Linked DNA regions of Mus musculus: region 2 is linked to region 1. Evidence: chromatin loops called from intact Hi-C (ENCODE). Cell type or tissue: left cerebral cortex. All regions are shown on one strand. Each heading gives the region's core, and the rest is flanking DNA. Links, peaks and the distances in the headings are about the cores only. Region 1 holds the start of AU040972 (expressed sequence AU040972). Region 2 holds the start of Evi2 (ecotropic viral integration site 2).

Region 1 (15,485 bases), core at 2,807-10,806:
TTTTGTGGGTGGCTTGATGCCTCCATCCATTGGAAGTCCCACTGACTACAGGAGGTGGCCACCTCAGTCTCCATAGCCCCAACTGCTAGGGTTGCCCCAATAGACTTTGGGAGCCTTTCCCAATCCCAGGTCTCTGGCTAGTCCCACAGATGCCTCCCCGCTAATTTCTGTCTTCTCTCCCCAAACTGTCCTGCCCCTACCCCCACCTGATTCCCATCCCTGTTCCTTGCCTTACTCTATCTCCTATCCAGTTCACTCCCTCTGTCTACCTCCAATGTCTGTTTCATTTCCCCTTGTGAGGGAGAGTCATATATCCTTGGGGACAAGGCTTATTTTGTATATTTAAACTGGCACTCCCAAATGACCCATCTGTAGTCAGTCCACTTGGGTTCTGCTGTGTCATTTTACTCTTGATAGCTTAGCTAGTTAGAATTGTCACTGAGTTCCAAACTAATCTTAAGTTGTTTTTTTTTTTTTTAAGATTTATTTATTATTATACATAAGTACACTGTAGCTGTCTTCAGATGCGCCAGAAGAGGGCATCAGATCTTAATGGGTGGTTGCGAGCTACCATGTGGTTGCTGGGATTTGAACTCAGGACCGTTGGAAGAGCAGTCAGTGCTCTTATCCATTGAGTCATCTCGCCAGCCCTAATCTTAAGTTCTAACTCACCATGTCAATAACTGCAGGAATTGTTACTGTTAGCATACTGAGTTTGTTAAGTTAAACCCATTCTTGTATATAAACATAAAAATCTAGCCAATGTTTCTTTAGTCTCAGTACTCAGCCCAAGGTAGAAGTAGTTGAGTCTCTAGTTTGAGGCCAGCCTTGTCTACATAGTCAGTTCCAGGACAGCCAGGACTACGTACAGAGACTCTGACTAAGGGAAGGAGAGAAAGAGATGGGAAATGGACAGAAGGAAAAGGATGGAAAAAGAAGGAAGTGGGGAGAAGGAGAAAAGGGGAGGAAAAAAAGTTCAGCTAACAGTCAAGAGACATTTTCCTAGGTAAAATGAGTTCTTAGTTCTAAGCATCTGATTTGCAAACAATCTTTTGGAACCAAGTCAATATTTACTCAGAATACGTTCCTATTATTGGATCAACTGTATTCTGCTTTAAAAAGGTCCTGGAATGATCTACTGCTATCATACTTTCATGAAAGTGGTGTCCCACAAATGGGTATGTTTGTAAAAGACTGTTGTTTATACCCTATTTGTGCTATTCAGTCTATTTAATTAAAAATAATAAAATATAAAACAGCTTCAGCTTCCCCCATACCTCTCTTTATCTCCCAGCTTCTCCTGCCCCCTTGCTTAAATGCCTCTTCCATAATTTCTTCTCTTATCTTTAATATAGACATTTGAGTTTGATTCTATTTTGCAAACATTTAAAACACAAATGTGATGTTTTGCTTATTTTGGCATTTAATAGAGCACTGCACATTTATAGGAAGGAAATGATTATATTAATGTAACATTTAAATTATACAGTTAAAACTTGCCATGGTTGGGGATTTAGCTCAGTGGTAGAGTGCTTGCCTAGCAAGTGCAAGGCCTTGGATTTGGTTCTCAGCTCAGGAGGGGTGGGGAGTGACAAAACTTGCCCAAACCCAAATCTTACTAGAATAATAATTTCTTCCACAGTAAATTAATATAAATTTTATTTTCTTAGTGTGCTTGTCATTTAGTAAATAATATGAGGTGCTGAAGTGAGCAGGCATTTGGGCTCATTTCTGCCTGAGTATGTACAAAAGAGTAAAAATACTGCACAGAAAAAGGGAGTGAGTGTTGAAGACTGGTCTGAGTGCCGTGCTCCCGCCTGCCACAGTCCCTGCAGTCGTGTTTATGCAGGGACTTGATGACCTGTTTCCTTGCCAGGTGCTCTTGGAGATGAGCTCCGAGGGCTTTGTCCCAGGATTGAGGCTTGGTCTTGATATGGCCTGTGGGCTCCTGGGGGAAGACGAGAGCATTCCAGGACTTGGGTTTCTTGTAGAATTTGAGGTGGTAGTTGTTGTGGTTGTGGTTGTGGTTGTGGTTGTGGTCATCCCAAGACTCAAGTTTTTTGTAGAATTTGAGGTGGTATTTGTTATTGTTGTTGCTGCTGTTGCTGCTATTGTTGTTGAAATTGTTCCCATAATATGAGCACACATGAGGAGCAGGGTGACAGTGAAGGAATGCTTGGTCATCGTTTTCTTTTGCTTTAAAGTGATCATAAAATTTAATACTCAGTTCACAAACACATAGACAATCACATATCTTTAGTTGTATCTCTATAGTATATTCACATAATATAAATGGACTTTTAAATTATTCATTAATGACCAAATAACAACCCTCCTTTCTGAACCTCACCCGATAACAGACTTGTTTTCTATCTAGGTCACTAACTTCAGGAATAAGCGTTCTGAATACTAGAAGGAGCTTGATTTTGTTTTCCTGTTTTGCAAACAAGTTAACCATGAGGCATTTGAACCAGTAAGAATGGGGTTGGTGTGAGGAACAGGACAGCAGCAAAGGTTCGACCTGAAGGACTGGCTGACAGACTGGGTGGGAGAGGAGAGTAGCAGGAGGAGGAGGAAGCTTCTCGCTTAGTAGTTTAAGGGGTAGCTCTACAAATTAGAATATTACTTTTAAATCTTTACAACAAAGTAGAAGAAAAAAACCAACCATAAGTCAAATGATTTCCCCAATGCTAAGGTTTCCTTCATTTTAACCTTCTTTAGGGGTAGAAGAGAGCAAAGGGCGAGCTGTTAAGAGAATTCCATAGCTTTTTAAAAAGGAAATCTAGAATTGACTACAAATGAGTCTGCCATTTTACAGCTGAGCCTACACGAGGGGTACATACAGCATGTCTAGAGATGCCTATTCTACAGTAAGCAGACTGAGAGCCTGAGTCTGAATCCTAGTTCAGGTTCTTTAGCCGGTATGAATGGTAACACAGAGCAGGCTCCTATACCAAAGGGTCAGTACTCTCTCTAGAATTAGGCTACTTTTCTCTTAGCATGTATTCAAATCTAATAGCTTGCTATACCTGTAATAAGCAGACCCCTGCTTACCATGATAAAATATTATATTTTTTGTTCAAATCTTAAACTTAAATTTTAGGAATATATACAAGAACTTCTATTTCATTCTAATACATAGTTAACCATTTTCGAGTTACTACTACCTTTTGATTTGGCAGACTAGTTTTGAAGATTATGAATTCAGCCTTTGTCTTGGGTCCTGGAGAATGATCCTGAAGGGAAGTCTCTTCTCACTCTCCGAGTTCTAAATAATATAGCTAGGAGCCAGTCACGTGCTTGGAGCCTCGCCTCTTTGGAAGTATCGGAAGGAGCGTTTCCAAACATCTAGTGTAAACAGGCAGACTTTGACAGAGATTAAGGCATTCAAATAAAATCTTTGTAAAGTCTATGTACTTACTTAAAGGATCCAGTGAATACCTCACTGCATTTAATCTTCCTGCATGCACCCAAATGGATTGCTTCATTGGGTTGACTCTAACTAGACGAATATATAATTTGCTTTGTAATTATCATGATTTCAAACCAAGTAAGAGCATTAATGATGATTTTAAAATAATTTAGGAATTTTACATCTTAAGAGATTAAATGTTGATAAATAAAGATAAAAGTACCCTCGCATGGCACTTTAAAGAAAGAATTAGACATGGAAGTGATAGTGTGAGACTCAATTACAGAAGTTTCCTTTTAAAAAATGTCCTAAGCCACCTCTCTCACGAGCTGAAGTCAGTGTTTTCCGGGGAAATAGGGCTGTGTTGTAGTAACAGCTTCATCTTCATGGCAGGCACCGTGAGTGTAGCAGGAATGGACACAAGGTGTGGTGTTGGTACACAAGGAAGTCACTGCGAGAGTGGCGGGGAACAAGCCAGTACATGTCCTTACTCTGTGCTGAGTTTTTCCCCTCCTTTGAATGAATAGGCAAATGCTTGCTAAATCTCTAACCTCACTTGTGGAGGGTAGTTGTGATCATACTTAGAAAATCAACAAAAGAAGCCTCTTGGCAACCAGAGCAGTGCACTAAGTCACTGCCTGAGATAGTGAGTGTCTGCTACCATGCCTCTCCTACTCCCTGCTTATTCTGAGAATTGACTCTAGGGAATAGAGTTGAAATGGTTGTAGTGATGTTTACTCCTTGAGCTAACTGTGGCCCAGTAATTAATTATGTTTTTCTAACCCTGACCTTTTGAATTTATTCTTTTACTCCTCCCCGCCCCTCTTTGAGACAGAATCTTCTGAACATCTGGCCTTAAACTCACCATCCTCTTCCCTCACGCTTCCAAGTGCTCAGATTACAGTGTGGCCATCAAGTCTGCCTATTCAGCTTATTATCAAGCTTCTAACAACTCAATCTTGCCTTACTTACTTCAGTGTTTTCTCCCTATTTTTTCTCAGAGTCTCTTTGTTTTGTTTTGCTTTATAAGATAGGGTCTCATGTAGCCCTGGGTCTTCTCGTAATCTGTTAATTTCATTTATCATTTAGCCAAATGACTAGCTGTCTAACCTTTGGTTTCTCACTATCTTATTTTTTTTATTAACCTTAATGATGCTAAACAAACAAAAATTATTTACCATTATCCAGCCTTGAAAGACCTTAATATTGTCATTGTGTCTGAAGTTTTTTCCTTCCTTGCTCAGAGTTCCTCCTGTGGAGGCCTACCTCTGATGTCAGTACCCTTTTTCTATGTATGAACATGCCCTAATTTTATGGTGAAGAATTAGTCATTTTAGGAAATTGCAGTTATCAGAGTCTGGGTTTTTTCTTGCCCTGCCTTCAGGTCAAGCACACCTCTTATTCTTTGTATTTTCTCTACCTTCTAGCATAGTAAGTATTATTAAGACTAGGAGACACTGGGATTTATTGAAAAGCTGTCAGTTTATTTCTGTCTCTCCAATGATATGATTAGTAATGTCTGAAGTAGCAACTATTGGTCATTTGACTTATTTCCTCTGTGTCATAAACATACGTTCACGAATCATCAGCCTAAATTTAAGAGCCCACTATTATTTTCTGGCTTCTATTTGGTAGGTCATATATACACTCATCTTTGACAACCTAAAGTTGAATCAATAGAAGTTTGACACTCAAATTATTTGGAACATTTTACCTGGGTTGGTATGAGACTTGGACTTGGTATATTTGTGCTTCTTGTCTCCTTCCAGCATATCGCCATACCACTCCTGTCAGCCTTGTGGTTAACTACCTGGGAATGTACCTGAGTGCTGGTGACATGAGTTGTGTGACTTGTCCTGGGTGACCTATTTCCATTCACTCTAGACAAAGAGGGAAATGATAGACCGAAGGAGCTATTCTTCCAAGTTGTGCTAATAGTGTTCCAGGAGCATCAGTGACTCAGTGTGCAGCTTCACCAAAGCCCTTGTCTCCATCAGTGATGGATCTCAGAGTTGCATGCCTGGAGTCTTCTCCCTCCAGCAACTACTTACCCCTAGCATACCCTTCGGGACAGGGAGCGTGGCTCCTGAGCATTCCTTCTGTCCACATGAGAAGGTTAATAGATCCATTTTCATGAGGGTTATCACGACTGATCTGATCAAGTTGACAACCATCACATCCAGCCCAGAGAAAACAATATGTACATCATTTTCTGGCCTGGTGTTTGGCTTTGAACCAGTTCTCCAAAGTTTGTTGGAGGGCTTCTTCAAAACCCTAGAAGAGAGTAGAACTAAATGACTCAGTAGAGGTGAGAAATAAACTTTTGTTGTCATAGCTGGAAATACTTGAGGGCTGTTTATAATAGAAACCCATCTGTGCTGTTTGCCAAATCCCATGTTACTCTACTTTACATCCTGCTTCTACCTGAGATGTGGATCTGAATACAGAATCTTATTGAACTTTTCTCATCTCTGAATTCCACTTGACTAATAGGGAATACAAGGAGACTGAAGAAAGAAAGGGTAGGTGAGAATGTATTCTCTTGTTCACCATGGCTGCCTGCATCCTTCCACGAGATGATGGTTTTGTTAGGTAATCCCCTCTCTGTATTTACTTTCTGGTAACTGCTCTACTTCAGCTGGTATTTCTAACTGTTTTTGTAATTGTCTAAAGCCCTGCCTTATCCTTTTCATGGAATCTCTTGGGTCCCAAATTGAGTTTTCTACCAACTAGAATTTTACTTCTACAGATTATGTACTGTATCTTCTTCTACACTCAACTATTTTGAATTCATAAATTTATCTTGCTCTGAGGATTTCAAATCAGGGTCATAGATATACACTAAATTTGAAGATTTTTGTGTACCTTCTTAGAATGAGGCACCATTCATTTAAGAATATGTTAAATCCTTGGGTATGATGATGCATGCCTTTAATTCCAGCATCTGGGAGGTACTGGGAGGTACTGGGAGGTAGACATTCTGAATTTGAGTCCAGGCTGGTCTACTTAGTAAGTTCCAGACCAGTCTGGCCTACATACTGAAATCCTGTCTCAAAAACCAAACAGACAAAAACCATAGCTCAGCAGTTAACACTTGCTCCTCTTGCAAAGGGTCTCCTTTGGTTTCCAACACCTACATGGTGCCTCACAACTACCTGTAACTCCAGTTCCAGGGAATCTGGCCTCTATAGACTGCTAAATGTACATGATATACACACACACACACACACTCACCAAGAAAACACACACATAACATAAAATAAATAATAAGTATTTAAAATTGCTGAAAAAAATCTGGTAAATTATGTGTAGAGGTGAGAGAGAGAGTGCACACACACACATGTGGGTATGTGTACATTAGTACAGGTGCTCTCAGAGGTCAGAGGCATCCCTGGAGCTGGAGTTATACGTAGTTATGAGCCACCTGACTTGGGTGCTGAGAACCAAACTTGAGTCCTTTGGAAAGGCAGAGCATGTTAGCCACTGAACCATCTAACCCCCTGTATTAAAAGCTATATCATGCTGCAAGTGTGTAGTTGTTTGGTTTGGGTTTTATTGTTAATTTATTGACTTATTTTGAGACAAGATATTACTCCTGCTCAGACCAACTTGGAATTCCCTATGTAGGCATTATTGACTTTGAACTTATGGGAGCCCTCCACCTTCTGCCTCTTAAATGTTTCGATTATAAACATGTACTGCGATGCCCAGCTTATAAAGAATTTTTACTTATATTTAAAAGTTGAACATTTAAAGCATGTTGACAATATATAGCACAGAAAATGGCTTTTGGTGTTTCCTGTTTTAAAGATGTATTTCTGGTTTTTCTAAATATGTGTAGGTGCATGTGTCTGTGTGGGGGTATATGCATGTGGGTGCTTGTGCTCAAGGAGGCTAGAGAAGTGAGATCTGGAGCCTGGGTTCTAGACAGTTGTGAACTGCCTGATTCGAGTGCTAGGGACTCTTCCTCACAAGTAACATGCAATCGTTACTGCTGAGCCATCTCTTGAGAACAGTATTGCTTTTAAACAAAGGATTTGAAAATTTCCCAAGGTAGTAGATATACAACTATCCCAAAAGGCAGGCTGCTGTTAGATTTAATTCTTAGTAACATTTTCAATTGCACGTAAACCACCATTTTCTTTGGTTTAGAAATATAATACAGGGAAAAGACATGCTTCCCCTGGTTTAGATAGATCTATCTTAGGGCCAGGGGTATATCAGTCAGTAAATGGCTTTCCCCGCATGCATAATGTGAGTTTGAGACCAGCATGGGATATGTAAGACCCTATCTGAAAAACAAAACAAACAAGCAAGTAAACAAAAAGAAAGCACAAACCACACATTCCAGAGCAAGTCACCACTTCCAAGCAAATTTGGTTTTTACCAGTGTAAACCTGTAAGTTTCTAGTCTTATTTTGACTTGTTGTGACTTGTTATTCATAACCAATGTAAACTAGCTCAGTATTTTGTTAATGTCATGCTAAAAGACTTTCAAGAAAGCATATAGCCAGGGATGATAGATACATAACTCATTTTCAGAATTAAAATTTGTTGGAATCATGAATACAGAAACAAATGTGGCCTGAGTGGATCTGGGTTAGAGTACAGTTCTTCCCTCCCATTGTTCCCTAGAAAACCAAAAGAGACACTGCTTGCCAAGGCCACATTACCTGTGCTCTCCTGACCACAGCCCATAACATCCTAGAGTCATTAAGCTAGACTAGGGCTTGGAATCAGAATTTAGCATGACTTGACTTTGAAAAGATTGTCTCCTCTTTTTCATTCCCTTGTGGATGACAGTATTTCCATCTCTTGAGCTTTAAATAAAGTTAACATCATCTTACTAAACTAAGTCTTGTTTGTTCTGCTTCAGAAGAAGTTTATGCTGCATTCCCTATATTATAGACTCACTCCGCAGCCCCACCCATATTCTTATCTGCAATGTGAAGAACCATGTAGTGAATGTAAGAACCTTTAGTAGCTTGTTAGTATTATTGTGCAGCAGCTATGTTGCGCTGACCTCTAGGCTGTTGCTTTAATCTCTGCATCCTTGCACATTTCTTCCAGAATGTCCTATCTCTCTATGGCCATGGCTGTGTACTTCCAGGTAGAATGTTTTATTTTATGTACTATTAACTAAGATTTTATACATAAGGCATTTGTTTTCCATTTCTGAGGGTTTTCCATGTCCTCATAGCTATCAATACTATTATTTTCTCAAAACTTTTTTTTTTAAAGGAAAATGTATGTTATGCATGAAAAACCAGGAAACAAGTGGCTGAGAGTTATGGTACACACGTTTAATCTCAGCACTCTAGAGGCAAAGGCAGGGCAAGTAGATTTCTGTGAGTTCAAGTCTATCCTGGTCTGCATAGTAAAGCTGTAGGCCAGCCCAGGACTACATAGTGAGATCTGTCTTAAAAAAAACAAATAGATAAAGTGTAGAACCATTATCTACCTCCTTTTTATACCATCCAACATGTATGTGCCACGCTTGTAAACTGTGTCTGATTATAAACCCTTCATCCTTAGCATCTCATACACGTCCTACATAGCTGGGCTGCTCAATCTGCTCATAAAATAGCTAAAGCAGTGTCAAAAGTTGTTTGGTAAGGTGCTACATGCTAGCTTGTCTTTCTGGAAGTCTGTCGCCTAGTACATGTACCTGAGCTTTGACAAGCTATAGAAGGTATCAGGCCAGTTGTCAGGAAGACGCTAGAGCAGTGGTTCTCAACCTGTAGGTCGTGACCCTCTGTGTGTTGGGGGGTGCCTATCAGATCTTGTGTGTATGTGTGTGTATACATATACATAGATATATGTATATATGAAGTAGCAATGATGAACTGTTCATGGTTGGAGTCACTCCAGTATTTGGAACTGTATTAAAGGATCACAGCATTAGGAAGGTTGAGGGCCAGTGCCCTAGAGACGAGCTAAGCAGCAGAGTCTGCCCATAGACTTAGAATGCCCAACACACATCCTGTGTATCATAACCTCTGCTGAAGTGGTAATAAAGTAGTTTTAAAACTGTTTTCATCTAGTGTTCATGTCATGGTAGAAGACTTGTTAGTCATCATGGTGAGTAGAGACATCTGTAAACGAATGTTCCATATTTGATACTCCATGCCTCACATTTTGCTCCACTTCTACAAACCATCTTACCCTCTGCTTACCCTGGCAGTCTGCCATGTTTACCTTTAATAAGGGCAAACTTGAACTTTTCACTCTTGAGTCCTCTAAGCAGGGTCGCCACCTCCTCAAATAAGATTGTATGTATGTGTCACAGATTATAAAATTCAGCCTCTTAAAGTCCATAGTTTCACGATTGTAGCACATTCTGAGTTGTACTTTCATTACTGCTAGTTTTTTTTTATTATTGTTTTTTATTTTATTTTTATTTATTTTTTAGTATATAGAATAGAGTTTATTCAGGACATGGGGAACGGAGTTGAGAGGATAGTAGAGACAGACAGGAGAGAAGTAGAGCACATGTAGAGGGGGAAGGGAATGGGGAGAGAGGGGGAGCAGGGAGGGAGAGGACAGAGGGAGAACAAGAAGGCAAGAGAGCAAGAGCGAGCACTGCTAGTCAGTTTTAAAGAGTTTGATCACCTGCCCCCCAAATAAACCTTAAAGCCATTAGCAAGCACTCCCTTTCCTTGCACCTGACAGCTATTGATCTTCGTGTGTCTCTGTGGGTTGCATATTGTAGATACATCATATAAGTGAATCCTACAGTATATGTTCCTTTGTGACTTCACACGAATTTTCAAGGTTCCTCTGTGATGTCTCATTCATATATATATATATACATATATATATGAACATATATATATATATATATATTCACACACATGTATACACACACACACACACACACACACACACACATATGTACTGCATTTCATTTTATATCTGACCAGTATTCCATTGTGTTGCTATATCACAGTTTATCTTTCTGTTATCCGGTAATGAATTTTTCTCCACATTTTGATCACTGTGCATAGTGCTGCTGTAAATAAATATATGTGGTTTTGTAGGGTCTGTGTTTTCAGGTTTTAAATTATATATCTAGAAGTGGAGTTGTTGAAACATGGTGATCAAATGTTAACCTCTGAGGACTAACTTTTCTAAGGTACATATGCCATTGTATTGTCCTGTGTAGTGCATAAGCATTCAAGAATCTCTGCACCTGACCAAATGCTTGCTGTTCCCTGTTTGTCTAGGCAAATTCTGAGAAATGCTTCCTCTAATCCACAGTGGGTTCTATTACTATTTTACAGTGACCATGACAGAATATAATGTTATGTTTCTATGTTGGATGTTTAGTTCCTAGGTTTTACATATCCTTATATACCCAGAAAATCTAGTATAGAGATGGGATTTTACAGAGCAATTAAATAAACCTAGATTTTGTTTGTTGTATTTTGTTTTTGAAGTGGGGCTTGCTTTATAACTTAGTTTAACCTTGAACTCAGGATCCTGACTCTGTCTCGCATGTGCTAGAATTACAGGTTTGTACCACTAAGCCTAATCTGACTTGTTGTTGTTATTATTGTTTGTTTGTTTTGGTTGTCCAGTGTTTCAAGACAGGGTTTCTCTGTGTAGCGTTGGCTGTTCAGGAGCTCACTCTGTATATAGTCCATGCTGACCTTGAACTCAGAGATCCACCTGCCTCTGCCTCCCTAGTCCTGGGATTAAAGGTGAGGTATGCACCACCACTTCCTGGCTGGAGACTTTTTTTTTTTTTTTTTAAAGATTTTTAATTATATGTAAATACACTGTTGCTGTCTTCAGACGCACCAGAAGAGGGCGTCAGATCTCATTACAGATGGTTGTGAGCCACCATGTGGTTGCTGGGATTTGAACTCAGGACCTTCTGAAGAGCAGTCAGTGCTCTTAACCGCTGAGCGATCTCTCCAGCTGGAGTTGTATTTTTGATTACACACACACACACACACACACACACACACACACACACACACACACACACACACACACACACATTCATTGGTAGTATTTAAACTTGTCTAAGATTCACGCTCATCATGGTCAACTTATTTCGATCTCAAATCTTTAAAAAGAGAAGGTGGGTGGTGGGGGAGTGGAATTGAAGTTCTACAGAGATCCAGAGGAATTCTTAAATGGTTTTCTTTTCTGTGATACTTGGTTTGTAGAAACAGTTGCCATGGTGCTCAGTTGCATTACTTCACAGGGATGCTTTAGTGATTAATGCATACAGACTGACCTGGCATTAGTGTTTATAGTCTAGCTGCTGCTCTGTAAAGATAGGTGGTTGAATCTACTTTCTAATGCATCCAGTCCTTGAAAGTAAATAATCCTAAGAATATTTTCAAGGTTTATTTAAAAATATAGAGCACCGGGCAGTGGTGGCGCACACCTTTAATCCCAGCACTTTAGAGGCAGAGGCAGGTGGATTTCTGAGTTTGGCGCCAGCCTGGTCTACAAAGTGAGTTCCAGGACAGCTAGGGCTACACAGAGAAACCCTGTCTCAAAAAAACAAAACAAAAAATATAGAGCAAGTATGTGAGAATAAACACAGCTGGGTTAATATTGTTCTCTACAAAAAGAGTCACTAATAGAGACAATGTACTTCAAGCTATGCCACCTTCTAACACAACATTTTAGGGGAGGAGGAGTGTTCTTAAAGTTTAAAGCACATTCTTTTACAATATGATAGAAAAACATACTTGACCTTTTTTGGTTTAAGATGACAAAATACCAAGTTTAATATAGTTTTATTTATAGTGAGGTTTGTTCTTTTTTGTTGTAAATTAAAAACTGCCTCTTGGGCGCATGCCTTTAATCCCAGCACTTGGGAGGCAGAGGCAGGTGGATCTCTTGAGTTTGAAGCCAGCCTAGCCTATAGAGCTAGTTCTAGGATAGCCAGTCTGGGCTATTCAGAGAAACCCTGTCTCAAAAAACAGAAACAAAAAATTAAAAACTACCTCTTAAATGGTTTTGTAAATCCAATTATGGATTTATTGGATTAAGTAAAAACACTTATGATTGCTTTGATGAACTATACTTAAAATCCATTAAAGGTCATTTTATGATTTATATGTGAAAATATTTTTCCTAGTTTTAAATATCTCCTTAATTCTCCAAGTAATTTGTTTTTTTGTTTTTGTTTTGTTTGTTTTTTTGTTTTTGTTTTGTTTGTTTTGTTGTTGTTGTTGTTTTGTTTTGTTTTTGTTTTTCGAGACAGGGTTTCTCTGTATAGCCCTGGCTGTCCTGGAACTCACTTTGTAGACCAGGCTGGCCTCAGAGATCCACCTGCCTCTGCCTCCCAAGTGCTGGGATTAAAGCCGTGTGCCACCACGCCCGGCTTGTTTTTTGCTTTTTAAAAAACCTTGGCTTTTACAAGTGTATATAAGTTCATACTTAATGGCTTATAGCTTTCTGGTACAGTTTAAAGTCAGGACAAAGACTTAGACTCTTTTATGAAAGCAAGAGGGTTGGGTATGGTGGCATAAACTTATAATTCCAACATTGGGTAGGCTGAGGCAGAGTCAGAAAATGAATTCAAAGCCAGCATATGTTATATAGGAGGGCCTCTCTTCCAAAACAACATGAAGCAAGAAAAGATTTGATGTTTTCTTATAGAAAAGCTATACCATGAGGGAATATTAGCCCCTACTGTTCGATGAAATTATTTTTTAGACAATGACTTTACTTAATTGCCATTGGTATGAGGAAGTACACAAGTGTCTACACAATAAGCTGGTGAATGGCTGTGGCCATGCGCCAGATAGTCTTATGCTATATAGTGCTCAGATGTGTTAGTGGTCATTGAAGCTTTGGTTGGCAAATAATAGCTTTCCCAGTGGTTATTGTGGTATATGGCATCTTTGTTTTTCCTTACTGGTGGTTTGGTGTCTCCTCCTCCTCTCTACTTGATGAAAAGCCATTAAATCTGAGCTTATTTTCTGTTGAGGCAAGTATTTGAAAGTCATTCAAACTCCCTCAGCTTTTGAAGTGCTCATTGTGTTGAAACTGTGACTATGGGCAACAAAATAATGCAAAATAAAGGGTTGTGTTTCCTGGTGTGATTAGTCTGATGACCTGAGTTTAGATCCTCAGAGTGCACAGAGTGGTAGCATTGGAGTACATCTGTAATACTCAACATTCCTATTGAAGGATGGAAGGTGGAAACAGGGAGATATCCTGGAAGCTCACAGGCCAGTTAGGCTAGTGTATGCAACATACAATAAGTGATACTCTGCCTCAAACAATGTAGTAGGTGAGGACCAACACATGAGGTTACCTGACCTCTGATTTCTATACAGATGTACAGATGTATACACATGTGCTTAAAGTTAAGTCATATTTTTTATGAGATAAACAATAAGTCAGCTCTTTGAAGTATAACTGTGAAAGGGAAACTGTATGCCTCATGAGTTCAATCATATCTCTTTCTGAGCTCATTAGTGATCCAAAATTACTTACACATTAAAAGGTATATGTATAGACAGATGACTCAGCAGTTACCAATATTTGCTACTCTTCCAAAGGACCTAGGTTCAATTCTCAGCACCTACATTGCAGCTCTCAAATGTTTGTAACTCGCATTCCAAGGAGTCCAATGTCTCCTTCTAGCCTCATTAAGTACTCGGCATGCATGTGGGGCATACAGTGTGGTGAACAAAATACATGCAGCAGAACACTCGTGAACATAAGACAGAGTAAACTGTCTGTAATTAAAACACAAATGGTCAATACATTTGACTTGAGTTCTTTCCTTGTGTGTATGTGTCTGTGCAGTTATGCACATAACATGCAGAGGCCAGAGTTGATATTGGATGTTGTTTTCTATTACTTTCTACCTTGTTTTTTGAAATATGGTCTTTCTTTGGCCCTGAAGCTCACTGATTTGACTAGACTTGCTGACTAGACAAGTCCCCAGGGTCCTCCTGTCTCTATCTCTTAGGGCAAGTATTACAGCACACTGCTATATCTGGCTTCTTATATAGGTGCTGGCAGTTCAAACTCAGATCTTCGTGCTTGCTCAGAAAGCACTTGGCTGACTGTACTATCTTCCCAGAACCTAACTTATTCCTTAAAATACCCTTGTATAATATTTCTATATTTCTCTATATGTTATATATATATTATATATATATTTCTATACTTTGTTAGTAACCTCAACAAATCCAGAATTGTGACCCAGGGATTCTGATGAGGAAACATAAGTACGTTTCTCCTGCATTTTGCCACTCAGTTCTTCAGCACATTTAACAAAAGAAAGACAGTTGAGCCAAAATGGCATTTCTTAAAAGCCGAGCTTCTTAAAGACCTCACTTTACACTGCAGTTTTTAGTGTGTGAAACAAATGAATCTGCTTAACACATTAATACACTGAGGTGACATTAGCTTTCACTCCCTGGCAGACTACATTTGAGCAGCTTGCCTTACTAATTGTTCAGGAATTTTCAGAATTAATGGTAATTAGCAGCTATCTGGAATTGGCTCACATGTAATCCTACCCTGCCCTGAACTAGTTTTTTTTTTGGATGGCAAATAATAGCCTCTCCAGAGCCTTCATTCTGGTTTCACTTTCCCCTCTGAGATGGGTGCTCTTGCTACGTTGTCCAGGCTGACTTGGAACTTCTAAGTAGCAGATACTCTAAGTACATTCCATTACACTTGACTGCATTCATTCTTAACTTTTCCCTAATGTCCCTCCGGACTTTGCTTTGACCTAAATGGAAGAACTGTAGATTCTAGAGTAGACTCTGCGTGTCCTAAGTAGGTCATTGTTTGTGCACTGGTCACATCTTTGATCTGTTCTTGTTCCTTAGAAATTCAGATAAAGATAGTTAATACAAGAAACTTAGGAGAAATAAAATCAAAACTGAAATACAAAGGATAAATAGGGTTGCTAGTGTAAGAAAGGGGACATACAGCATTCCTAAACGTGTCGTGGCCAGAGAGAGCATGGTGAGAGAAGCAAAGGAAGTCTGGTTTGCTCGGGCTACGGGACGCTGTATGAGGATGCTAGGTTCTGAGTCATGGCCAAGTTACTGTCCAAAAGAATCATGCCAGTGTGTGA
Region 2 (15,485 bases), core at 4,907-12,906, 47 kb after region 1:
GGGATGGCTTAATAGTTAAGGGCATTTGCTGCTCTTGTAGAGTACCCAAGTCTAACACCCACCTGGCAAGTCACAGCTGTCTGTAACTCTAGTTCCAGGGGATCTGACACCCTTTTCTGGCAAGGGCACTGCATGAACATTGTGCATAGACATACATACAGGCAAAACACCCACATAAAATAAAAATAAATCCTTACATTTTTAACAAAGGAACATACAGGGCTGGAGAAATGACTCAGAGGTTAAGAGCACAACCAGAGGTCTTGAGTTCAATTCCCAGCATAGTAGCTCATAACCATCTGTAATGAGATCTAGTGACTTCTTCTGGCACGCAGGCATACATGCAGGCAGAATGCTGAATAACAGATAGGTAGGTAAGTAGGTAGGTAGGTAGGTAGATAGGTAGGTAGGTAATTAGGTAGGTAGGTTCGTAGGTAGATAGGTAGGTAGGTAGGTAGGTAGATAGGTAGGTAGGTAGATAGATAGATAGGTAGGTAGATAGGTAGGTAGGTAGATTAAAAAAAAAAAAGAAAAAAAAAAAGAAACATCCTGCTCTTGCAAAGACCCAGGTTCAGTTCCCAGGACTCACATTAGGTGGTTCAACATCACCTGTAACTCCAGCTCTAGAGTGATACTGAATAAACTAGATTCTGTGAGCACCTGTACTCACAAATGTATACACACACACACACACTTCACTTTCTTTTATTCATGCTGCTCTGGAGAGTAAAAGTGGAAGTTGATCATTTATAAGTTACTTAGCATCCTTAGACTCTAAACATTAACCAGCTTTAAAGCATTTGTTATGTTTTGTTGTTAATGCTTAAGACAGGGTCTCAATGTGTAGGCTAGGCTAGCCTCAGAAACCTCTGATTTGAGCTTCCAAAATGTTGGGAATAGTATATGCATTTATGTTTGTATACCATGTGTATGCCTAGTTCCCAAGGAAGCCAAGAGCCCTTGGAACTGGAGTTGCAGCCAGCTCTGAGGCTTGTGTGAGTGCTGGGAATCGAACCAGGGTCCTCTTGAAGACCAGTCAGTGCTCTCCTCTCTTCTGAGCCATCTCTCCAGTCCCTTTAGATGTTATTCTTGAACACTAAAACATTTTTATATTTATTCATAGCCTTCTGTTGTGGGAGTGAATCTGATCTATTTTGGTTGTGTTGTTTTTCTTATTTTTATAACATATTCTAAAACAACATAAATGAAAGATACATAGTCAGCTTTGTTCTAAAGTCTGTTTTCATTTATTGTACAAAATTAAGTTTTAATGTGTTATGTATAATAGAAAAGCAGTCTTGTCTTACGCCATATGTAAAGGTAAAAAGATGTAGCCTAATATTAGCTGTACTAAGATAGCAACTGGTACAGGTTCTATCTCATCCAGTGAGAATGTACCATTGCGTTACATAGTTGAATTCTACACATTGGGAATTTGACATCTGCTTGGCTCTAAGGGCTTAAAAGAACTCTTCCAAGTTCAAGTACATTCAGACAGAGGTCATTCACTGCTGAACAGGAATGTTTAATTACCTCATGTTATTTCTATTAGTTTCTTTAGCTGCTGTTGTTTTACTTTCTTAAAAATATGAAGTACGAAACAGATATAAACCTTGAGCAAGCATACATCTCCCTTTCTGGTCTGACGCTAAACAAAGAGCATGTCAGACTTTGGATCATCTGAGCAAACGTGGATGGGAAATACCACCAGCCAGCTTTATTTCTAACTCTGCCTTCCTCATTGCTGCTTTGCATTTCCCTTTCCAACCCACAGCCTAGTTGAGTTTTTCAGTTCCTTCTTCGTGCTTTCTCTCCCTGGCTGCTGTAAGCACACCAGGAGATTGCAATAGGAGGTTGGAGCCTGTGAGCTCCTTTGCTCTTTTCCAAGTGTCCGACTCAGCAGTCCAGAGCCCACTACTTGCCAGAAAGTCACCGTTGCTCCGCGGCTGGCGCTTGCCTACTTGCTTTGACCTTTTGAGAGATGAGACTTTGTTTGCCAGAACCACAGTTGATAGAAATAGAAAGGTACAGATAAGGAAAAGCACTGCAATTACAATTAAGCAAATTAGCATGGCCGTGTTGCTGGTGTTCTCCTCACAGACTTCCTTTTTAAACGTTTCCCCCTGACTTTTGATCTCTGCTGTTGGAGAACTGTTTCTGAAGGCATGGGGCGTGGAGGACTTGAGTGTAGATGTGGAAGCTAAAGGCACAGGGGGAGATGATGCAGGCTTGTCTGTGGCGCTCACCTTGTGACCCACGGCAGGAGTGACAAGGTTTGTGTTATTGTCACTCGGATGTCTGCTGGAGCCATTCTGATTACTGGAACCTGAGGCAGTGACACTGCTAGCCCACAGGTGTGTGTAGTTTGGTCTTGTTCCAGAAGACGACGAGGCCCACACTGTTGTCATCAGGAAAACAAGATGCAGGTACTGTCCTTTGTGCTCCATACCTACAGGTCCACTGCTATCTGTTGGGACAGCAATATCAGTTGTTAGTTTGTGGAAGAACAGTGTCTGGCACGTGGAGTAATTGTTGTTAACAGGCTGCACTTGAGATAGCACAAGGACGCCAGAGATCCATGCCTACCTTTTGTTATTGGATTCTTCTCAACTGAATTTGTTGTTTTGTTTTTTAACTGAATTTTCATTTCTGTTCTTAGATTGTACATAAAAATTGAAAACTTTTGTTGTACATTCTGTAATGCTGTAAGTTAGCATTACAAATCTATTGACCATGTTTAACCTTGCACCATAGCTCTACAAATTCTCCTTTTAAGGGAGTGCCCTGGACCTGGGCTTGGAGTCCGATGCTTCTGCTTTTGTGCTGTGCTTCCTCTTTGAAGGCTCCTTCTCACAGAAGTACCACCCTCTGACAAGCACAGCCTCATCTTGAAGGAAAGGAGAACATGGCCTTGAAAGTTTCGTTTCAAGTTTTAAAAGATATAACAAGTGGCTTTTTTTGTGGGAGAGGGAGGGTGGAGGTTGGTGGAGCCTGAGAGCAAGTGTGCATCAAATGAGAATGTGAAGTGCGTTTGTCCTTTCCAGCATGATGCTAAGCAGCTTGAGGACTCTGGTCCTAGGATGCAACTCTGTGAGTACCGCTGATTCCACCTCTGTTGCTGTAGCTGGCTATGGCTTTCCAATAGCAGAGGCACAGTGCTTCTCTCAACCAGAACCCGGAAAAACAAAAGACTTCTTTGCTCTCAAGAGGTATATAAAGGTGGCCACCCTTATTGTCAGTTTGTAACTGACATCTTTTTCTCCCTTATTTTAACAGAAATCTACAAAAGAAATTATAGAGAAAAATTAAAAGGAATCACTCATCAGGCTCCTGGGGCCCAAGAACACAGTGCTTGACTGTGAGCAGCTCACCGTAGCATTAGAAGGCTGAGACAGTCAGGGGCAGCCTTGTGGTTGCGCATGCTCAGCCCTCGTCCCACCCCTCCTCCCAGACATTTAGTTTAGTTTAAACAAAGTTTAGTTTGGGGCTCAGAGCTTCCTAGAAGCCAGTGTCAGGACAAGATTCTGTTCTTAGCTCTTGTTATCAGCTATCTGCTTAGAGGTCTCTCTGGGGGTGTCATGTCTGCCCCAAGTGCAGCTAACCTAGCAAGAGACATTTGGCTACACCTTTAGAGAAATAAGTTGTTTCTTCTCTTTAAAAAGTCAGCCTACCTCTGCCTCCTGAGTTCTGGGAGCAAAGGTGGGTAGCCAGGACCAGATGAGGTGTTTATAATACTATACCTGTTCTCCAGAGTCACCCTTGGAAAAATATTTTATTCAGAGCATAAATGAGAGGAGCCTGAGCAAACTCTAGACTGTTCTAAGACTCAATGAGTGTAGTTGTCTTGTTAAGATTGTTTTATAGCTGTTACTTTCAAACTTGACTATGTGGAGGAGTTTTTTTTTTCAGGTCTAGGTTAGGGCCTAAGATTCTGTCTCTAAACTACTCCTAAGTAGTACAGATACCACCCTGCTGGTCACACTTGAGCCAGGGAGGTTTACTATGGTATAATCTCTGGCATTCGACAATATCGAAATGCTAATAAAGCACAGAAGTTGAGATTAACAGTTGAGATATGCTAAGTTGCACAGACAAAAATAGCATATAGTAAATGATGCTAGTTAGAAACTACAGTTTGATTCATATCTTATACGCAGAGTGGAGAGGGGAGCCCCCAGTGCTCTGGGGTCCGATCACTATTGAGATTATGACTGTTGGTAGATGCTTAAAGATCAACTGCACTGGCTTTTGTGCGATAGTATTCCGCTTCATCTTCAAGTTGGATGGTAGGATTCTCACGATACTTTATACGTCAGTCACATACCAAAAAAAAAAGCACTTTAAATTGATTTAGTAAGAAGTGTCCGTCCTTTCCTACCAGAGTAGACTTATGCAGTCAGTGTTAAATGACTTAATGTAGGTGATTTTAATCACATTAGTTCATTCACAGTGCTGTATACATCACAGTGTTGTACACGCTAGCCGTGTACCACAGGACAACATAATAGATCTGCTGTTGGTTGTCTTCAGCCAGATGTGCTGTCATGCCCTAGTAAACAAGCTGTTGGCACCATCAGACTCTCTCTTTGCTCACAATTGCCTGAGAACAGAAACTGTTCCTACATCTCTATTTTATGCCCCAGAGGCCAAGTTGGCTTAGCAAAGTTTTGATTTTCTGGTTTTGGTTTTGTCTCATTATTTTTAGTCAGATAGGTCATTCCTCAGCTGCAGTAATGAGAATGTATTTCCTTAATTTAAAAACAAAACAACAACAACAACTCAAAGCTTTTCAACTCATTTGAGTACAAACTCAAGACCTTCCTCATCCTGATTTAAATTCCATATTAATAATTATAAATTTTTCCTAGATCTAATTGATTATGCTGTTTACTTAATTTTTCATAGTGGAATAGAAAACACATAGCGATTCTACATTGTTAGATATATGTATATACCTTTGAAAAAGCCCTTCCTCTCTACTAACCTGAACAGTTATAAGTGGGAGGAGTAAGAGAGCCGCATGTGCTACCTACCTTCAGAGCTCGCCCAGCCGTCACTTCGTAAGCCACCTCAGTTCTGCTCTTCTTATTTTAAGTAGAATACTTTGGAGACTGTGAAACTTAAATCTGCAGGGTTTTTTAAAGAGGATATGTACAGCTAGCTTTCCACTCTTAAAACCAAACCACAGATGACACATTTCCTTTCCGCTGCAACTCAACTACATGTCACGGGGAAAGCAAAGACTGACTTGTCCAGCTGGCAATGGGATGACAAGAGGCTTTGTAGCGCCAGTCTCCACCCCCTGAATGGGGAGGGCTTTCCTCTTTCCTTCCCCTTCCCCCTTTTCTCTCCCACCTATGGCTTATTGTTTATGCCTACTATCTGCTTTTGAAATTAGTATTATTCAATGGAAATTACATGATGGCATCTTTAGTGTGGCATTAAAATCACTTTTCTAATTTTATATCACAGACTGATTTGAAAACATAAATGTGGGGTCCTTGGAGGTGTTTGTCAGCTAGGAGGATCACCGAGTCCGTGGAGGTGTTTGTCAGCTAGGAAGATCACACACATCACTGCCGTTTCAAGCTGCGAACTGCAGCAGTGATCTGAGCAGAATTTGGGCCAGAGAATGCTTGTAGGGTGTGGTGTGTGCAGTTGTGTCATTGCCTCAGATTAGACACGTCTGTTCGTCCGGGATGGATTACACGGTTTTGTGTGAAATCAGATAGACTCCTCTGATGATCTCCTTGGTTCTGCTGATCGTACCGAAGCCTGGGTCACAGCAGATCCCCTCTGATCCTGTCTCACTACGATCCTCCCTTCAGGTTTTCTGAGGTGCTTGTTTCCTCACTAGCCCCACACATGTCACGCATCTCTAACGCTGTCTTTGATCATCTCCTCCCTTTTTCTGAATGAGCACCACACTAATCTCCAGGGATCATTAGACACTTTCTCATCTCCTTAAAAAGATGACCACTTTTAATTTATATAATTTAAATTTTTATTTATTTTTATGGTGTCACTGGGACTGATCGCAGTTATCTACGCCTACCTTTATGTAGGTTTTGATGTCACCAGGTTTGCATGACCAGCACCTGCTGAGCCAAGTCTTTCACACCTCCCCTCCTTTTTATTTTGAGTCAAGTTTATTAAGTTGCCCATGGTAGCTTTGAATATTTTTGGGTTTTGCTGGTTTTCCTTTTTTTTTTAAATCTCCTCTCACAGTCCATCCCAACCACAGCTTCCCCTCCCTCCTCTCCTCAGTCTGCCCCGTACCTCCTCTTTCCCAGATCCACTGCTCCTCCATTTTCCTTCAATAAAGAGCAGCCTGAAACAGCTTCTTGTGGAGTTGAAACTGGCCTAGAACTCAATATGGAGCTGAGGACGACCTTGCCTTTATGGTCATCTTGCCTTGCTCCCATGTGCTGGGATCACAGGCTTTTATCACCACATCCATCTGAGCGCTAGGAATTGCACCTAAGCTTTCATACATCCACTAGGCAAGTACTCGGTCAACTGACCAATGCCACAGCCTCCTTGATTCTTACTAAAAGTCAAAAAAGTTGCCTATATTTTCAAAAGTGATTCCAAAATATTTGCAAAATTGAGAATATTGTTTTAAAGCAGCAAAGTGTCATGCTCTCTACATACATTTTTATTAGTAGGCCTGTGCTGGTACCAGCCAGTTGATTTCCAGCAAGCAGGATAGTGGGCTCTGACACTGGCAGTCCACAGAGCATAGCTTGACAAATATCCACCCCCAGGCAAACACTGAGGCCTTTCTGCCCCTCACGGCTGTTGCCTTCCTTTGTTTACATCTGCATCTCTGTAAGCTCACCTATGTGGATCTCATTCTCTAGTTAGTGTAGAACACACTCTTTCCTTTCCACCTCTCCTCAAGCCCCACTTCTCTTTTCTGTTCAGCTCAAACTTCCTTCTATCAGAGTCTACACTGGATTTTTAAAATATCTACATAGTTTTCCCTATATATTTGTAATTTCACGTTGGTCTTACCTTCTTTTGAATGTCACACTGTTTTTTTCCCCTCTGTTGTTTCTCTTGTGAGTGATATAGACTACATCATGCAGGCTGAATTTGTCCAAAGTGCTTAAATCCAAATATTTGCAGGTTTAGATTTCCTTCAGATTTTGCAATATTCACATTTACATACACATAAAATGAGATTTTAGGTGGATAGTGAATGCTAAACACAAAATTCGTCTGTTTCATATGTACCTTATACATATAACTGAAGGCAAAGTTGCACTTTAGTGTATCTATGGTTTGAGCATTGGGTTTGAATTGTCCACCCTGGCATCTGATGGCATTCAGAAAGTGTTTTTCAGAATAGGAATAGCCAACCTGTGTATTTTCTTTTTCTTTTTTCAACTTTTTGTTTGTTTATTTGGTTGGTTGGTTGGTTGGTTGGTGTTTTTGAGACAAGGTTTCTCTGTATAACCCTGACTGTCCTGGAACTCACTCTGTAGACTACGCTGGCCTCGAACTCAGAAATCTGCCTGCCTCTGCCTCCCAAGTGCTGGGATTAAAGGCATTCGCCACCACTGCCCAGCTTTTTTCAACTTTTTAATTGACTGTGAGTTTCAAATCATGTACCCCACAGTCCCATCTCCTCATGCCCTTGTATTTGCCCTCCACGCTTGCAAACCTCACTCCCAAAGATAATAAAAAACAAACAATAAATGAAGTAAACAAAACAAAGCATAGAAAACATCTCATCATGGAAGCTGTAGTATGTCACAGTGTGTCCCACAGTATATCCCTGTGCTTCACACATCTTCACTTGCAAATGTTCATTGCAATGAGTCATTGGTCTCTTTCTGAGGTCCCTGGCTTCTGTCACACCATCAGTATTGGATTCTCATTGGGACTCCTCCCAGACATCCCATTGTTGCCCTCTGTCATGGAGTTCCTTCAGGTCTGGACCAACAAGATTGTCCCTTTCATGAGCTCCCCCAGTTCACAGATAATAAAGATTTAGGGATGGGCCAACTCAAAGCCCTGGATCTGAGCCTAGATGATAGCTAAGCTCATCAGCATGCCAGGTCTTTTTTATCCACACCACCAGGGGCAAGCTCTCTAGCACTGCTGCAGCTAGCCCACTTAATGCTGCCGTCGTCAAGAGGCAGCGTCAGTTCTCCTGCTCGCAAGCCCTCAGAGAGGCTTATCCGTACTCACACCTCCAGAGTCAGCCCAGCTGAGGCATGGGTCCCACTCTCTCAAGTGCTGCAGATAGCAAAGGGTCAGGCCAGTTCTCACCCTCTCAGGGCGGGCCCACCTGCCTTCTCTGTGAGGGCCAGCTCTACTATATTGAGCAGGCAAGGTGCAGGGCCTGCTCTCCCAAGTGCTGCAGCTGGTGGTGGTGCCAGTTCACTCTCTGTCATGACCAGCTCTCCCAGCTGCCTCAAGTGGTGGGGGGGGGTGTCTTTTATCATTTATTCTTTTTAATCTTAAACTGTTTGTTTCATTTTAAAAATAATTTAACTTGTCATTTTATTTTTTGACAAGATTAAAAGTTTTTACATGAAGATACTTATCATAACTCAGAGATAATGGAGCATAAGGAACAGTGGGCCTGAGTTAGTCAAGCACAGCACTCTTCCGAGCTTCCTTCTGTGCCTACTTGTGCTCTTTCAGTTGTGAGCCAAGTGTGCCTGGGGAAGCGGGGGAAACTGCGGGTGAATGTGTAAGGACCAAATCAAGTCCTGAGGAATGAATGGTGTTTGAATGCCTCAGGTCCATGGCAGTGGCAAAGCTTCTCTCACACACCCCCATACACCCATGGTGGGCTGGGAAGGACTGCAGAGCCGTCCTCTCGTCCCTAGGATGTTGGCAGGGTGTACAAATATGAGTGTTTACCAACAGTTGACCAGTGTGTGCCAAAGTTGGCAATTGCAGCTCTCTTTCCCCCTGGTCGGTAAAGCTGGAGACTGCTCACTTACAGAAGTCTCCTGTCAAGACTAGGTGGCCTCGCTGTACCTAATACATTTCCTGAGGGTTAGGCTTGCTGCAGTTGTTGGTGCAGCACCATCAGAGTGCACACAGCCCACCTCCCCCCAGCTTGTCTGCTTGTGCATTTGTGTCAGCCCTTTCTTGATTCCTTCACTGCTCCAGTCAGATTTCCAGGACCCAAGCCAAGTGGACGTGGTGTATGACCTAATGTGGTTTAATCAAAACATGGAACATTAGCTTATACAGCTGAACAGCCTGGATAAATCTAACCATGGGGGAGAATTTTATCTATGACTCAGATTATAGCCAAACTCCAGACTGTCTTTTCACTTCTCAGCTCCTTCTCTTTGGGTTTTGAGGAAGACTTTTCCTTCCTATCCCAAGATAAAATTTATAATCCCTCGGCTGAGCAGTAATGATGCAGCCCTTTAATCCCAGCACTCGGGAGGCAGAGGGAGGTGGATCTCTGTGAGTTTACAAAGTGAATTCCTGCATAGTCATAGCTACAAAGAGAAACCCTGTCTTTGAAACATAATAAACAAGCAAACAAATCCCAGGGCTGTGTATTTTCTTAATTACAAACATGGAGAAAAGCTCTCAAACCCCCACAATTCGAACTATGATTTAGCCTGGGATTTAAGCCTCTGGCTTCATTGTCCTGACTTGAGTCTTTGTGTTCATTGCTGAGCCACCTTCTGTTCAAGGTCAGCTCCATGGATTGGCCTCAGCTTCTGAGCATCTTTTCCAGCCACTGGCCTCTCTGAGGAGTACCCAGTGTCTTTCACTGTCTTCTTTCTTGATAGGCAGATTTGTTGCTATTGCCATAATTTTTAAGGAGTTTGTTTCTTCTCTCTTTATCCTTATTGCTTAAAGCCTGGAAAATATAAAACAAAAAAATCCATACTTTGAAGACTTGTTTTATATCATTGTTCTCTTTAGAAAATTAATCAGAACCAGAGAGATAGCTCAGCATTAAAGGCTAAGCTCAGAACTAGAAATATGAAAAGATTAACGATAAAATTTTTCAAAGGGGTCAGTGAGATGGCCCAACAGGTGACGATGCTGTCATTATAAGCCTGACAACCTAAATCCAGTCTGCACAGCATACCTGGTAGGGAGCGAGGGGAGCTGACTCTTGCCCCCATGGGTGTGCTGTGTTGTCTTCTGGCTTCCACACGCATGCACACGCTCACACCGACATGCACACACAATTAGTAAAGGTAAACAAAAATACTTATATTCTGTACATTCAGAACATTTTAACAATCTATCCTTTTTTTGTTGCCTTCCTTAGGTTCAAAACTGGCCAGATCAATGGTGATCTGCTGATATACCATGTCTTGCTGACTTTAAAGCCATATTATGCAAAGCCATATGAAATTGTAGTGGACCTTACCCATACTGGGCCTAGCAATCGCTTTAAAACAGACTTCCTCTCTAAGTGGTTTGTTGTCTTTCCTGGCTTTGCCTATGACAACGTCTCTGCAGTCTATATCTATAACTGTAACTCCTGGGTCAGGGAGTATACCAAATACCATGAGCGGCTGCTGACTGGCCTCAAGGGCAGCAAAAGGCTCATTTTCATCGACTGTCCTGGGAAGCTGGCTGAACATATAGAGCATGAGCAACAGAAACTCCCTGCTGCTACCTTGGCTTTGGAAGAAGATCTAAAGGTTTTCCACAATGCTCTCAAGTTAGCTCACAAGGACACCAAAGTTTCTATTAAGGTAACCTCTGGTCTGTTTTAAATATTTGTTGCCTTTCCTGACTAACCAGGTTATATTGTGATCTCTACAAATGTTCTCATAGTTGCATATCTAATATTAGTTCCATCCAGATGTGGGAAGACCAAGACTTCTATCTTTATTGTGGTTCTACAGAAAATTGCACACTTACAAGACACTCTCATAAAGCCTGAGTGGTGGCACAGTGGTTAAGAGCACTGGCTGCTCTTCTAGAGATCCAGGATTCAGTCCCCAGAGCCCGCATGGTGGGTCATAACTGTCTGTAACTCCAGTTCCAAGGGATCTTCTGGCTCCCGAGGACACCAGGCACACATGTGAAGCAGAGATATATATGCAGGCAAACACTCATACACACAAAATAGATTAATTTTTAAGGTACTTAGTTTGGGTAAGGGGCAAAAAAAAAAAAAAAAAAAATGCTATAGACTGAACTCTGCCCAGTGGTTGGCTGTGTGGAATGGAAAGGACCTGGCGACATAGTTCTGTTGATTGCATCATGGTTTTTCAGAGTGGTGAGTTTTACCCCCTTCAGTATTTATAAAATTCTTGGCCTTTTTTAAAAGAAAAATGATTTTTTTCTGTTGGATCCAGTTTCTTTTGAGAGTATTTATAAGTAAGTGTTAAAGTAAACTAAATAATCTCATAGCTAACATGGCGTGGGGGGGGAATGAGTTGGGTTTTGGAGCTTCTGAGAATTCTGTGTAACTGGAATCTATTCCTTCCTCACACCGTTTCTCAGGTTGGTTCTACTGCTGTTCAGGTAACTTCAGCAGAAAGAACAAAAGTTTTGGGGCAATCCGTCTTTTTAAATGATATTTACTATGCTTCTGAAATCGAAGAGATCTGCCTAGTTGATGAGAACCAGTTCACTCTAACCATTGCAAACCAAGGCACACCACTGACCTTCATGCACCAAGAATGTGAAGCCATTGTTCAGTCTATCATTCATATCAGGACCCGCTGGGAGCTGTCACAACCTGACTCCATCCCTCAGCATACCAAGATTCGACCAAAGGATGTCCCTGGGACACTGCTTAATATTGCGTTACTGAATTTGGGCAGTTCAGACCCTAGTTTACGGTAGGTATTTCTCTCCCACCCTTCCTTTTTTTTTTTTTTTTTAATTAAATTCACTTCAAGTTGAATAGTATCTCACTGTTGTTAACTGAGTGCCACTGTTAAGGGCAAGGGAAGGCCTAAAGTTTAATGAATCGGATACATTACTGCGTCCTACCTGTGTCATCTCAGGAGTTTTCTCTAAAGAAATCTTCTGGTGCTCTTCCTTTGCCTCAGCAACAGAGCAACATGAACAAAAAGAATATTACTGTCTGGAGAGCATCACAGTCAAATACCACGTTCTGTCGCGGCTGTGGCCAAGTGCAAGGCAATGTATACCTGGAAACTGACAGAGAACACTGCTGGGCATCGTGCATGAGGCGCCTAGGCATTGTCTGCTGCACAGCTCAGGCAGAAGCACAGCCCAGCCTGTAGACTCAGCAGATGTGGTTTGGTGGGGAGCTGCTATGTTGTAACACAGCTTGCTTTCAGGCACAGTGGGGAACTCTCCTTTTTGGTAAAATATTGGTAACAATGCCTTCCTAATGTACCTATCAGGTGAAGGTTTGACAGTAGCATTTGCAGTCAGGTCTATAACACAGGCCAATGGTTTGTGCTTAGCGAATGGTGTTTTCCCACTTCCTATTCCCACCTCCTTTCTCTTCCTTTTCTTTCCATGTGTGGATGATTCTTTATCTTCGGTATCTTAAGAAGGTCGAGAATTTCACTTATGGAGGTAGAACTTTCCTAGTCTGAATTCCAAGACGCTCCAGAATCTGAAATCTCTTATGTACTTTGTCCAGACTTTCTGACATGTCACTTTATTAAGACGAGCTCTCTCTGTGTAGCTCAGGCTGGCCAAGAACTTGCTGGAATTAAGGTCACTTTCACCACCCCCACCCCAATTTCAGAGCTTTTAATCATAGATGCTCATTCTGCAAAATCTATGTAAATATTTCAAACCCTGAACATATCTGAATATGGTCATTTTAGATAAGAGATGCTTAATTCTCAGATTCAGGAACTCTCCCTTAGGATATAACATAACCCAGGGTTTATGCTGGGCCTTATAAGCTTTCAAATTTGCCTTTATTTAGAAGGAAAAAAAATGTGTCCAGCAAGATGTCTCAGTGGATAAAAGAGCTCATCACAAGCCTGAAGGAGAGAACTAAATCCCAAAAGTTGTTCTTTGACTTCCTTGTATGTGTCCACATGCATGCGTGCGCGCGTGCAAACACACACACACACACACACACACAGTACATAAATGAATAAATGTAATTAAAATTTGTAAGTCAGATGTGTAACATATGTATCTGATACCTGTACTCAGAAGACACACACGAGTGGATCTGTGAGGTCTGCATAGCAAACTGTGGGATAGCCAGGGCTACATAATAAGACTATCTCAGGAAAAAGGAAAGCAGGACAATAGTCAACAGATTTATTTTTATTTTTATGTTACTTCCATAGGCCTCATGGACTCTCACAGATGGCTTGGTAAATTGTATGTGTACTTGGCTCTCCTTACCTTAGAAGGCTCTTTGACACGTACCCAAGTTATGGAAGCCCAGTTTTTTATGACTCTTAGGTAATATAAAATAGCATCAGCATAGTATGACTTATCAGTCAGAGAAAGATAAGCATAAATTCACAGACAGTAATATGTATTCTCATGTTTAGGGAAATTGAGCTATAAGGCCTGTCTTTACTTTTCGATTCCAAATAGATCTTTATTGTTTATCAGTTGGGTATTTTGTCTTTCTAACCTGGAATTACAGTCCTCCTGGCGCTGCTTCCACTGAATGCTAGGGGTACAGGCCTGTGCCACAATGCCTTGCCACTTGCCATCTCTGTTAAATAATGCTAATGGCCACCTTGGCTTAAGTGAAACCATCCCACTTTCCAAGTTAGTAAAGGATAGCATCCCAGAGAAAATAAAACACCTTTGGGCAAACGTCCCATCTCCATAGCTTTTCCTCCTGTGTCAACATGTCAGAAACTCAGACGTAGTGAAAGCCTGAAGTTCACTGAGAAGCCCAGCTGTTTGTTTTGCTGCATTTTAAAACTGAGCCTGATGGGGGTGGGTGGGTATGGGGGACTTTTGGTATAGCATTGGGAATGTAAATGAGCTAAATACCTAATAAAAAATGGAAAAAAAAAACTGAGCCTGAGATTTGGTGGGGTGGGGTGGGGTGGGGGTGGAATGACACGTGTTATTTTGAAGTGCTAGGGATTGAACCCACAGGCTCATACATGTAAGGAAACCATTCTACCTCTGAGCTGCTACAGCGCAAACCTCAAGACTTTGTTAATTTTTGTAGTTTGCTTAAATACATATGTATGTATTTATAATATACTTTCTGTTCTAATAGACCATAGGTAATACATTATTGGTTCCAGTGGTTATAGATCATAGATTAAGGTCATAGAATAGAAAATGTAGTTGCAGCTTTTTAACTAGAGTTAATTTTTGTTTTAACCTCTGGTTTACAATGTAAATTGGACAACATAAACATTCCGAGGTTATCCTTACTTTAACACTTTAAACATTATTTGATTAGGTGCCTCTTGTGGCCCTGGCTGTCCTGGAACTCACTCTGTAGACCAGGCTGCCCTCAAACTCAGAAATCCTCCTGCCTCTGCCACCGGAGTGCTGGGATTAAAAGCGTGCACCACCACTGCCTGGCCTAGATGCCTCCTCTTAAAACATAAAGTTCTCTTGCTATGTAGCCCTGACTGTCTGGAACTTGATGTAGAAAAGGCTGGCCTCATATTCATAGCCTACATCTGCCTCCCTAGTGCCAAGATGAAAGGTGTGCACTGCCAGAGTCCTCCTCACTCTCCTTCTCTGTTTAATTGGATCTGTGAGCATAGTGTTGACTTCACTCATAATACATGGCATGCCTTTATTCAGTCATTTACTTCTATTGATCACCCAAGACCCTAAATCTTTACTGGTTTATGCTCCCATGAAGATTTCTAGGAAGGCCAGCACCTCTTAAGAGTGTCCTGGGCTCTTCTCGTCCGGCGCTGACTTCAGGACTGGTTTTTCTCACTCTCCTGTTTGGGGCTTGCCGCACATTCTGCCTCTAGTCAGTTGTAACACTGAGAAAGAATCGACCGTGCTTTGTGATAAAACCTAGAGTTGTATGTTGTGGGGAAAATGTAACTACAAACAAAGAAAATGTAAAACAATCTCCTTCATGTCTTCTCTTAGGTCTGCTGCCTATAATCTCCTGTGTGCCTTAACCTGCACCTTTAATTTAAAGATTGAAGGTCAGTTGCTAGAGACATCGGGGTTATGCATCCCTGCCAACAACACACTCTTCATTGTCTCTATCAGTAAGACGCTCGCAGCCAATGAGCCACACCTCACCTTAGAGTTTTTGGAAGAGTGTATTTCTGGATTTAGCAAATCTAGTAAGTAATGACTTTCCTTAATATTAAAAATGACTTTTAAGACAATTCAAAGAAAACTCTTTTGTTTGGGAATTTACTAGGAGTCTCTCACTTGCTTTTTTTTTTTTTTTTTTTTGTCTGTGGTACCCTGTAACTAAAGGACCTCTGAAAGAAAATCCTGGTGGGATGTACAAAGAGACCTATCAGAACTCTGTGGGACCCTCTTCCCTGTAGGCTGTTGGACAGATTTCCTTCTTTATTTCAGCGCCATGAACTTTACCACTTCTTTTTTTAGATAAGATATTAAGG

The links. A loop is a pair of places that touch in the nucleus more often than their neighbours do. Peaks named below come from ENCODE experiments on the same cell type or tissue, not always from the same donor. Only the 100,000 strongest peaks of a DNase experiment are listed, where the experiment ranks them.
Region 2: a loop joins it to region 1, with 2.2 times the contacts of the local background. A loop is called at or near these places in 3 of 42 quality-filtered maps.

Annotation. Positions count from the first base shown.
Region 1 is chr11:79,480,217-79,495,701 of GRCm38, forward strand. All of the region lies in intron 36 of Nf1 (neurofibromin 1), which reads left to right. It overlaps AU040972 (expressed sequence AU040972), which reads right to left and starts at 3,815. Exons shown (of 4, transcript NR_045305.1): 1 at 3,730-3,815; 2 at 3,422-3,502; 3 at 3,168-3,348; 4 at 1,507-2,196. In left cerebral cortex, for the core only: no CTCF peak of the experiment used is centred there; a DNase peak (open chromatin) is centred at 7,297.
Region 2 is chr11:79,525,336-79,540,820 of GRCm38, forward strand. Nf1 (neurofibromin 1) reads left to right here. Exons shown (of 58, transcript NM_010897.2): 37 at 10,268-10,700; 38 at 11,458-11,798; 39 at 14,995-15,197. Evi2 (ecotropic viral integration site 2) reads right to left here and starts at 5,274. Exons shown (of 4, transcript NM_146023.4): 1 at 5,034-5,274; 2 at 2,247-2,467. Evi2a (ecotropic viral integration site 2a) reads right to left here and starts at 5,274. Exons shown (of 2, transcript NM_010161.3): 1 at 5,034-5,274; 2 at 1,225-2,467. The coding sequence starts at 2,447. The coding sequence ends at 1,776. In left cerebral cortex, for the core only: no CTCF peak of the experiment used is centred there; DNase peaks (open chromatin) are centred at 5,237, 5,610, 8,714 and 9,024; H3K4me3 peaks cover 705 bases; H3K27ac peaks cover 2,305 bases.